Linked DNA regions of Homo sapiens: region 1 is linked to region 2. The links are chromatin loops, found by intact Hi-C in ENCODE. Cell type or tissue: A673. All regions are shown on one strand. Each heading gives the region's core, and the rest is flanking DNA. Links, peaks and the distances in the headings are about the cores only.

Region 1 (5,381 bases), core at 64-5,063, 220 kb before region 2:
ACATTCTGTGCTTTCTCTTCTCTTTTCTTCTTTTCCCATTCCTGTCCTTCCTTCTTTCTTTTTCTTCCTAACTTCTATCTTAAACAATTAGCCTCTAAGAGTTGGACCTGTTTTACATTTTCCTCTTACTGGAAGTGAATGATGATTTGAGCAGAGATCTATGTTACCAAGTCAGCATCATGTTCTTCCCTCCCACACAACCCACTGCTGTGTGTAATCATCTCTCATTAAGTTTCATGTCATCTGAGTGCAACTCCTTTCCCCTTTCAGGTTGCCCTTAATGTTCATTGTACCCTGCTTTCAACTGGATAGAATTTATGGGGTGAAATCCAGGGTAAACCATGCTTTGCTGAAACATTATTTCATTCAATAAATACAAATGAACAACTGACCACACACAGTCATACACACACAATCTTGAGTACCTACTGTGTGCCTGGCAATGTTAATACCAAATACATATTGGTGAATAAAACAACCAGAATCCATGTATTTGTGGGAGAGGCAGACAAAACACACACATACGTATATGTATATAATAAGAAATGGTGATAAGTTTCATAAAGGAAATAAACAGGGCACATTAACAGAGAATAACAAGGGGAGAGGGAAGAAGCTTATTTGGCTTGGCCCTGGAGGCATCTGTGAAGATAGGAAATTGCAGAAGGAGGTGGGTCAACCATGCAGAAAGGAGGGATCAATGCACTTAAGACAGAAGGAACAGTATGAGTGAAGGTCCTGAGGCAGGAAAGAGCTTTGTGTGATGAACTGAAAGGAGACCAGTGTGGCTTGGGCATCAGGTGTAAAAGGCAAGAGTGGCCCAAGATGAAGCTATACAAGGATTAGATTATGCTGATCTTTGTAGACTCTGGGTAAGAATTATGAGTTCTATTTTAAGCGCATTAGGTAGACTTTGAAAAGTCTTGTGAAAAGCATGTGATTATCTGATTGTTATTTTAGAAAGATTTCCTCCAGCTTCTCTGTGGAAAATGAATCGGAGGAGCAAAGCAAAATACAGGAAGCCCAGTGCAGAGGCTATCACAATGGTCCAGGAGAGAGATGGTAGTGGCGTGAACCAAGATGGTAGAAATAGCTATAAGAAAATGAGCATATATCATGCTTATTTCGGAAGCAAAAATGAAGGCATATATTTGGGGTTGAAAGACGGTGATGAAGGATGACTTACAATTTCTAGCCATTTATTGAGTGGAGGAAAGGCCAAAGAGGGGTGGTTTGGTGGTGAAATCAATAGCTTCATTTTGAAAACGTTAAGTTTGAGATTCTGGGAGATATGCAAGAATACATATCAAGTAGGTAGTTAATTTATAAATCTGAAGTTTAGAGAGGAACTCAAGGTAGTGATTACAAATTATAGCTCCATCAGGTATTATATAGATGGTATGTCAGTGGGAGATCAATTAAGATTTTTAAAATGAGGCACCCAAATATAGTGGATCAAACAAGGCACAAGTTTCTTTATCATTCATGTCATAGTTCAGAGATAGGTGGGTGATCTAGTTAGACAGCTCCACTCCACAAGGTCATTCAGGGATTCACGGCACTTTTATTTGTCATCCCTTGAATATTATTTTTCTCTGTATGGTGGAAATTGGTTCATTAGCACCAAGACCACATCCTATCATTCAGAAATAGGGAAAAAGGTGCACCTTCTTTTTAAGGAAACGACCCAGGGGTAACACATGTTATTTAGCTGCAAGAGAGGCTGTAACATAGAGTCTATAAACTGGATGGCCATATGCTACCTGATGAAATGTCAATTCCATTACTAAAAAGAAGGGGAGAATGGATACCAGAAGACAAGACATACTGTCTGCCACAGACAGTAAAAAGGCAAAGCCTGCATGGGCAGGGTTTCTCAATGTACCAGCAGCACTTTGGAACAGATAATTCTTAGTTGTGGGAGGCTGTGCTGTGCATTTTAGGATTGTATACTCACCATCAATGTTTAGTAGTATTTCCAGCCTCTGTCCTTTAGATGCCAGTGACATACTCCCAGTTGTCACAGTAAAACATGTCTCTAGTCATTGGCAAATGTCCTCTAGGGGGCAAAATCACACCCTGTTGAGAACGACTGGGTTATATCAGGAGAACGAGTATAGAAAAAGAAGGAGTGCTGCCACTGGGGTTTGAGAAGTGCCAACATTTAAAGATTGGGTAGAAGAGGAGTAAAGGAGACAGGCAAGGAGTAGGCAATGGTATATAATGAAAACCAAGACTGAAGAGTGTCACAAAAGCCAATATAGGAGGGAGTTCCAAAATGGTAGGAGTGATTGACTATGTGGAATGCTACTATGGAATCAACTGAAACGAGGGCAGAAATGTGCTCATAGGATTTGGTAACATGGAGATTACAGGTGACACAGACAAGAGTAATTGCTGTGTAGTAGTGGAGGTGAAACTCAGCTTGTAGTGAGTAAGAGTAAGTGGAAAATGAATAAGTGGACATAATGTTTGTAGACAACCCTAAACAATGAAAAAGTACAGAGAAATGGAGAAGCATCTGGAGGGTTATGAGAGTTCAAAAGGGGTGTGGTTTTGTTTTTAATGAGAGATACTAGGAGGTGTTTGTATGAGCCGAAGGAAATAATCCAGTACACAAGAGTGCCACCATCCAAACATGTAAAGTGCTTGGAACTGCATTTAACAAGTAAACTGTATATTAAATATTAATATTACTCTATGAATTAGAGATTAAGTGGGCAATTGTGCTTTTAGACCCTGCTACAGATAGAACATTTTTGTCCCCCTCCAAATTCCTATGTTGAAATCTTAACCCCCAAGGTTAAGATTTTTTTCTTTTCAGAATTCCTTCAATTTTGATTGTGGGGATAAAATCAGACAGCCACTGAAGATAGAATACAGTTACTGGGAGTAATCACAATGCTGTTCTCTTTTATAAAGTGGATATGATGTGTTATTTATTCAATTAATGCACGTCGCCAAAAATTGTCCTTATTCCTTGATTGTCTCTTTTTTTTACCAGTCTCTTGTTGAAGTGGCCTCATTGTCTGGGAAAATACTTGAGGTTTGTTGTCTCACAGCCATGGAGATCAAGGATGCGGACACACAATGAGTGAGGTTAAGAGCGGAAATTTAATTGGGAAAAGAAAAAGAATAGCTCTCTGCTACACAGAGTAGTCCTGAAAAAATAGGTTGCTGGTCCACAGCAAAATGCAGGGGTTTTTATAGATGAGCTAGTGGGGAGGTGGTGTCTGATTTACATAGGGTGCAAAAATCTGGTTAGGACCAGGTGTGCCATTTGCCTATGGCACAAATCTCTGGCCGCCCCCATGCCAATCTTCTATTATGCAAGTGGGTTCCCTGCCTGAGCTGTGCCATGTTGCCCATTTTTTTCTTACTGTACATGTGCTAACAAAAAAGGGAAGATGGAGCTTCCATGGTGCACACGCCTAGCCCCCAGGTAGCCCTTTCTTATTGGTACAGCTGCTGGCATTCCCCTGTGCAAGCTTCCAGCTTGCTTATCTATATTTGCAGCTTGATTTTTCAGGCTGCTCTTTGTTGGGAAAGAAATGATTTTTTGGGCTGCTTTTTGTTTGAAGGGAAGCTCTGCTAAGGACTCGTTTGCCCTCACTATCTGCCTAAATAATTTCTTTCTAACTAAATCTGCCTAAATAATTTCTTTCTACCTCCTGTATCATTGCTCTGCAAAGAGAGGATACCTGGCCACCACATTGGCCCATATGATGCTGCCACTGGTCAGATCTCGGACTATGCTAGGCAGCTCAGAGACCTCTGCTGTTATCTGTCACATTGCATCTCAGTCTCTCAGAGTTGCATTGTGGGGGGTCTTGTTCATTGTGTTAAAGTCAATGGTGACACTGAAAGACACACCAATCTCATCAGTCCTGGCATAGTGTCTCCCAATTGACCCAGAGGAATCATCTACTTTGTGAGACAACCTGTGCCTGGTCAGGGCTTCCGATAATTCCTTGATAAATGGCATGAATGGTTTTGGCTCAGTGAGAGGGCGTAACATTTGAATAGAGTGACTATAGCAGGGAAACTGAGGAATGTTCTCTGTTCATCTCCTTCTCTTACATGGAATATATGTTCAAATACCATATACATAATCCTGCACAGGCTGAAGGAGGGTTCAGTTACATTCAGAACAACTTCTTCCACACAGAGTGTTCTCTGGAATCTCATCACGTTTGGCCACATCTTTTGTTAGCCGAAATGTTTTCCCTTCGGGTTCAATTGTAAATTCCCCTTTCTCATTCAATTGCATCTCAATTTCTGTAATGTAACATTCATCACAATTGGCGAGATACTCCATCATCAGTTTTGCATGCTTCTTATACGCCTTACCAACTGCTCCCTTATTGGGTATTAGGTAGACAGCTTCATATTCCTTCCCTGTGAATTGAGACTCTGCACTCAAACAAACGTCATGGTTATTTACATATTTTGGATACTAACCTATTATTTGTCATACACATTGCAAACATCTTTTCTGGTCTCTCACTCATGTGTTAACTTTATGTTTTGTGCTCACTTTTGCAGCACATACACTAAAATTGGAACGATACAGAGAAGATTAGCATGGCCCCTGTCTGTGCAAGGATGATATGCAAATTTGTGAAGTGTTAACTTTATGTTTTATTTTGTCATTCTAACATTTTCTTTTTGTCATGTAGTCAAATATATCAAACCTTTTGTTTAATATTTTTAGGCATATTCTATTCAAAAAGTTTTTCTTTATGGGTTTTGGTTTTTTATGTCTTCCTCTCCCAATGTCACAAAGATATTTCCCCTAATTTAGAATCTTTTCTAAATGTTTAAAAAGTTTGCTTTTCAGATTAATGTTTTAAATTCATATGGAATTCACTTTTTTTTGTATATGGCTTGACACAAGGATGTATCCACTTTTATTAACTTCCAAATGGATAGCCAAGTGTCCCACACCATTGACTGACTAGTCTTTCCTTTTCCCACTGATTTGTAACACTGCTAAATCTCCATATGTGTGTAGTTTGGATATTGGTTCATTTGTCTATTGCCATGCCAATATGACAGTGTTCTAGTTATTGTGATTTAAAAGAAGTCTTGATGCTTAGTCAGGCAAATCCTACTCCTTGTTTATCTTCTTCCCAATATTCATGTTTCTTCTTGTTCCCTTATTCTTCTATGTGAATTTTAGAACTAGCCTGTTAATGCCGTGAAGAAAACCTTTGGACTAACATTTATGTGATATAAAATGTTTTAATCCGTTCATTTTAAATCTTTCTGTGTCCTTACTTTCAGGCCTGTCCTTTGTAAACAAAATCTATTGGGATAGAAAGCAGAACAATCTAATAGTTTGTCTTTTCAGAGGAAAGTTACGTTTATTTACATTTATT
Region 2 (5,381 bases), core at 231-5,230:
TTTTTTGATCATTAAAAAGTAGATCTATTCTGACCAGATGCAGTGACTCACGCCTGTAATCCCAGCACGTGGGGAGGCTGAGGCGGACAGATCACTTGAGGCCAGGAGTTTGAGACCAGCCTGGCCAACATGGTGAAATCCCGTCTCTACTAAAAATACAAAACTTAGCTGGGCATGGTGGCGCATGCCTATAGTCCCAACTACTTAGGAGGCTGAGGCACTAAGAATTGCTTGAACCCAAGAAGCAGAGGTTGCAGTGAGCCAAGACTGTACTTCAGCAGGGACAACAGAGGGAGACCCTGTCTCAAAAAAAAAAAAAAGTCTAATCTATTTTTATTTATTCTTGCCAGTAGAAAAAAATAAAATTAACTTCTACTACATAGTGCTTCCTATTAAATTTTGGCACAAAAGCATTTTAAATGTTGGACTGAAATGCACTTTTGCTATTGCTAGGACTTGCTCCTTACCTAGTTTTAGATCCTCTCCACAGTTTGCTCTTGGGGCTCCTTTGCTGCCACTTTTAAGTTGTGTGATCCTCCCATGTATCTAGGTTGTCATGAAAGGGGAGGAGGTGCGGTCCAAGTTTTGGTTTGAGAGTTGAATCAAAATTTTCCAAACAGAGAAGAATACATGTATGTGAGGAGGTAAGAGAGGGACAGGATGACTGGTTAAGAGCATTCTAGGCTCAGGGATCAGCATTAGTAAGGTCAGGAAAGCGTGAAGCAATATGTTCAATAGCCGCCAGCAGTTTGGTGTTGTTGGGTTGGTTGGAGTAAGAGAACCTATCCTAGGTCTTCGACTACTGTTAGTACTAGTTCTACTACTACTATTGTTAGTACTGCTAGTACTAGTAGAACTAGCTAATAGAACTAGTACTAGTAGTAGTCGAAGAGCTAGGGTAGGTTCTTCTACTACTAGGCGAACTAGGGCAGCTGTTGGGTCCAGATCCTCCAGGGCCTAGCATGGCGACCAGGCTATCGGTCTTAGATTTTTCCCTGTAAGTTATGTGTTATGAAAGACATCACACAGGGACTTCTCCTGCCACTTAGAGCTGGAGTAGCCTCTGCCAACCCAGTCATAGTGGAATGGAACTATGAAACTAGCCAAAGGCACATAAAGCCTTTAGTCAAGACTCTTGGTTGCAAGTAACAGAAAGCCAACTAAAGACAGTGTAAGAAGAGAAAAAGGAGTTTATTAGTTCATGGCATTGAAAAAAGTCCAGGGGTTTCTAACTTTGAGGACAGCTGCAACAGGGAACTTAAATAATTTCATCAGGATTGTTTCTTTCTCCATCTGTAGACTCTGTTTTCTTCTGTGTTGACCTAATTCCTAGGCAGATTCTTATGTCATGGCCAAGATGTCTGCCAGAAGATCCAGATTTATATTCTAACCATATGAATAACCCCAGAGGAAGGAGAATTCTACTTTTCTAGGGATGACAGCCAGATGCCAGGATTGGCTCTTGTCAGCTCAGCTTGGAGTTTGTGCTTATTTTCTGTGGACATTCATCATGGTTTTGGGCAACTTAGTGTTCTCAAATACTCTTCCTATTTAGGGGGCAGTGGGATGCTTACCTATCCAAGGGAACAGCCAGACACTGTCTGTCCAGGCCTCCCTTGCAGCCAAGATACAGTCATGTGACATAGACTCTGCCAATAAGACCCACATGTGGCTTCAATTTGGAAAAGAGCCATGTGAGGAAGCAGGCAGCATGGAAGATCCATTTTTCAGTGACCAGTGATGGCATCTGACTTTAGGGAAAACAACTGCTGAGTCTCTGATGTTTGCTCCCCAACATCAACAGCTTTCACTCTGGGTTCTCATCCAGTGGAAGCAGCAGTTAGGCTTTGCTGGAACAATCTTGAGGTTGGAAATCTCACTCTGGTCCATCCGAGAGCTTTACTAAATCACTTTTTGCTCTCAACTTGCTAGAGTGACTAACTACGACTCTGGACAGATCTGCCATCCCTGAATTCGTCACCATGGCCGTGTCTTGCTCATTTTCCCAGCCCTGAAATTACTGCAGAGTCAGTCTTGCGAAACCATGCAGCTGAGAAGTAGGGGAAGGGTGATGCCCTGAAGGAAAATTGAGATGCTCAAGGGGCGATCAATGCTGAGCATGTAAAAGCAACAGATGTCCACCTCTCCCTTTCTTTTAAGGACTCTCATCAGCCTCCTGTGACCTTAATGGGCTGGCACACTCCTTAATCTACAGTGTGCTTCTAATAGATTTTCTTTCAAAACCTAAATTATCCCTCCTTACCATCTCCTCCAGGGACTTTGGGCTCCTTTAACTGGAGGTAGAAAGAAGTTTACTGCACAGCACAGTCTGGGGACAGAGGGTGTGCATGCCATTAAATTTCTTTGCTATCTCCCTCCAAGAGTTGGCTGCTGTTTGCACATAATAGTAAGACGGAAGGATTATTAGGGAAATTTGGTCACCCTAGCTGTGGCATAGTGCAAAGAAACATGGGAGAGAAGAAAGAAACTTGGGGTAAGCCATAGTTCTGCTGATCTCTAACTATTCAAGAAGGACGTTGCTCATTCTGGAACCTTCATATCCGACCTATGAATGTGCTAGACTGGGTGACTCCGTTCCAGGTTAGCTGTAATGGATCAAGGAATCCTAAAGGGGAATTAAAGGGCTCAGAAGCAAAACTATTGGTACTCTAGTGACATCTGGTGGTTATCCTGAATTTAAAACCTCTGACTATTTTTTTGATGTCTGATTTTGTTTCATTGCATTCTATCAAGAATATTGATTATGCTATAGAATGGCCAAGATTTGTTGGCTTCTTTTATTTGTGCTGTGTTTTTCTATCCACTAGACTCTGTCCCTGGGCAATAAGCTTTCAGTGGAAATTAATCGGTTTGACTTTTTTCTAGAATTTTATACCTTATGAGTTAGTGGTTTATCATAACCTAAGAGGTCATCTTTTTTTTTTTTTTTCTTGAGACATGGTGTCATTCTGTCACCCAGGCTGGAGTGCAGTGGTGCAATCATGGCTTGGCTCACTGCAGCCTTGACCTGCTAGGCTTGGATGATCCTCCTACCTCAGCCTCCAGAGTAGCTGGGACTACAGACATGCACCACCATACCTGGCTGATTTTTTTGCTTTTTTTTTTTTTTATATATAGAGATGGGGTTTCACCATATTTCCCAGGCTGGTCTTGAACTCCTGGACTTGAGCAATTGACTCACCTTGGCCTCAAAAAGTGCTGGGATTACAGGCATGAGCCACCATGCTTGGCCTAAGAGGTCATACCCTTATTAGTTGTAGCTAAAAAGGCTTCCAGATGCATTAACTTCTTTTGCTTTCCTTTAGAACTCTATGAACAAGAATGCAACGGAGAGACTGTGGTCTACTGGGAAGTGAAGTACCCTTTTCCCATGTCCAACAGAGACGTATCCTTTCCACAAGGTACTCATTCCCTGGCCCTCTAAGTGTTTCTGTGTTCCTCAGCTGCAGTCTATTGCAGAGAGGTAGAGCTGGTTTCTCAGCAGGCACAGATAACATTGTCTCTGATTCTTGCAGCAGCATTTGCTAAAGATATTGCTTCTTGTATGGTGTTTGGAGAGCTCAGAGTGTGATTTCTGGGCCCAACCACATGAAGTGTCTGTAATTTTGGTCACTGGAGAGCAGCTCTTACTTTCCTAAGAAGTTTCCTAGGCCTTGAAATTGTCAGGCCACAGAATTGGGGATCTGGAAGGAACTTCTTATAAAAAGTGCTTGTTACAGCTCCCTCAGTCTACAGAAGGAAAAAGGGCTCCCAAAGAGGTGATAGGACAGAGGCACATAGGTGGTTAGTGGCAGAGCAGGTGCTGGAACTCAGGCCTCTGCATTTCCAGCTCTCTCCGCCTCCCCCATCTCAGTAGACCCCACAGAAATCCCTCCTTGATTGTTGGCTCTGGACACTGACTGTAAGCTTCTTCCCCTCAATGTCCTTGTTTATGAAATGAAGCAGTTGAATGAAATGTAGGGAGGCTTGGCTGGCACTGTAAGGTCTTCAGAAGCCCCCTTAGGACTAAGCTGGGGGGCTAGGATGGAATTTTGGGGGTGGGTAGGATGGAAGTAGGATGACTCCTAGGTAAGATTTTGACTCCTTCACCATGCTCTTCAATCCCAGCAGCGGAGTGTTTTACAGGTTCAATTTCCATGTAAGATCCTTTTAGCAAAGGGTCTCTTGGAGTCAAAAAAAAGTTTGGAAGCCACTGAATTAGATGAACTGCCAACACTTCAAAGGTGTTCTGCCAAATTTTAATCACTATATCAAGATAATTCTTCCTCCGTGGAGTATCAGATGATATCTATCACATGAGCTGAGAAAGTTGGGGGAGAGAGTGGAACAATATTTGCTAAAAGGAAAAAGTAAAAGGTGTAGGAGAAAGGAACCCAGTGACAAATCAACATCTCTTTCCTGAAACATTTAAGAACTTTACTTATTAGTGTATAAGAGCATGGAGCAATAGACTGTCCAATGTGAGGGTGGGGCAACAGGGGGCGCTGTCAAGACACTGAGGTGGGACTGAACGCGGGTGGCTCACGCCTGTAATCCCAACACTTTGGGAGTCCAAAGTGGGCAGATCACTTGATGTCAGAGTTCGAGATCAGCCTGGCCAACATGGAGAAACCCTGTCTCTATTAAAAATACAAAAAAATTTAGCTGGGTGTGGTGGGCGCCTGCAATCCCAGCTACTCCGGAGGCTGAGGTGGGAGGATCACTTGAACCCAGGAGGTGGAGGTTGCAGTGAGCCGAGATCGTGACACTCTACTCCAGTCTGGGTGAGACTCTGTCTCAAAAAAAAAAAAAAAAAAGACACTGAGGTGGGTGGAGGCTGAGACGGCTGCCATGTTATAGTAAGTGTAATTGTGTTGTGCGTAGTGACTTTTTGATTATTTTAGGTTTTTGATTCCTTTGAGTGGGAAACCCAAAATTCTGTTTTATGAAAGTGTAACTAACAAACTAAATATCTGAGCTCCATCCAACTATGAAATTCTAAGTAGGTTTTGGAGCCAGATCTGGGATAAAAATTCATGTTTCATCACTTCAGCTGGGATGTGGGATTTTTGGCAAGGTTCTTTTCCTCTCTGAGCCTCACTTTTGTCATCTGTAGTATGGGGATACTCATACCAAACTCACAGGGTCTTTGTAAGGATCCAAATTTAAGCTGTATGTCAAGTGCATGATGTTACATGATAAAGGCTCGATAAGTAGTGATTCCTGTTGTTTCATAGACTTTCATTATCCTCCCTAGAATAGTGCCGTAAACTTAAGGGTTCTTCTGTCAAGGCTGATGGACATGAAATGGTTTTGTTATTCTTGGTAAACTAGTGTTAGCCCAGAGAGGACATCTGCCTACGAAATATTCATGTAGTCCC

Evidence for each region. Hi-C counts contacts between places; a loop is a spot of excess contacts. Peaks named below come from ENCODE experiments on the same cell type or tissue, not always from the same donor. Only the 100,000 strongest peaks of a DNase experiment are listed, where the experiment ranks them.
Region 1: it touches region 2 in a loop (10-fold over the local background); 5 of 110 quality-filtered maps call a loop at or near these places.

The regions. Positions count from the first base shown.
Region 1 is chr17:55,547,281-55,552,661 of GRCh38, forward strand. It overlaps the pseudogene GARS1P1 and the pseudogene RNU6-1249P. Among named protein-coding and RNA genes, the nearest start is that of SMIM36, 39 kb to the left of the region's middle. In A673, for the core only: a CTCF peak has its summit at 2,047 (motif pointing right); a DNase peak (open chromatin) is centred at 2,071.
Region 2 is chr17:55,767,780-55,773,160 of GRCh38, forward strand. PCTP (phosphatidylcholine transfer protein) reads left to right here. Exons shown (of 6, transcript NM_021213.4): 3 at 3,327-3,406. Among named protein-coding and RNA genes, the nearest start is that of PCTP, 19 kb to the left of the region's middle. In A673, for the core only: CTCF peaks have their summits at 2,706 (motif pointing left), 4,486 (motif pointing right) and 4,691; a DNase peak (open chromatin) is centred at 2,642.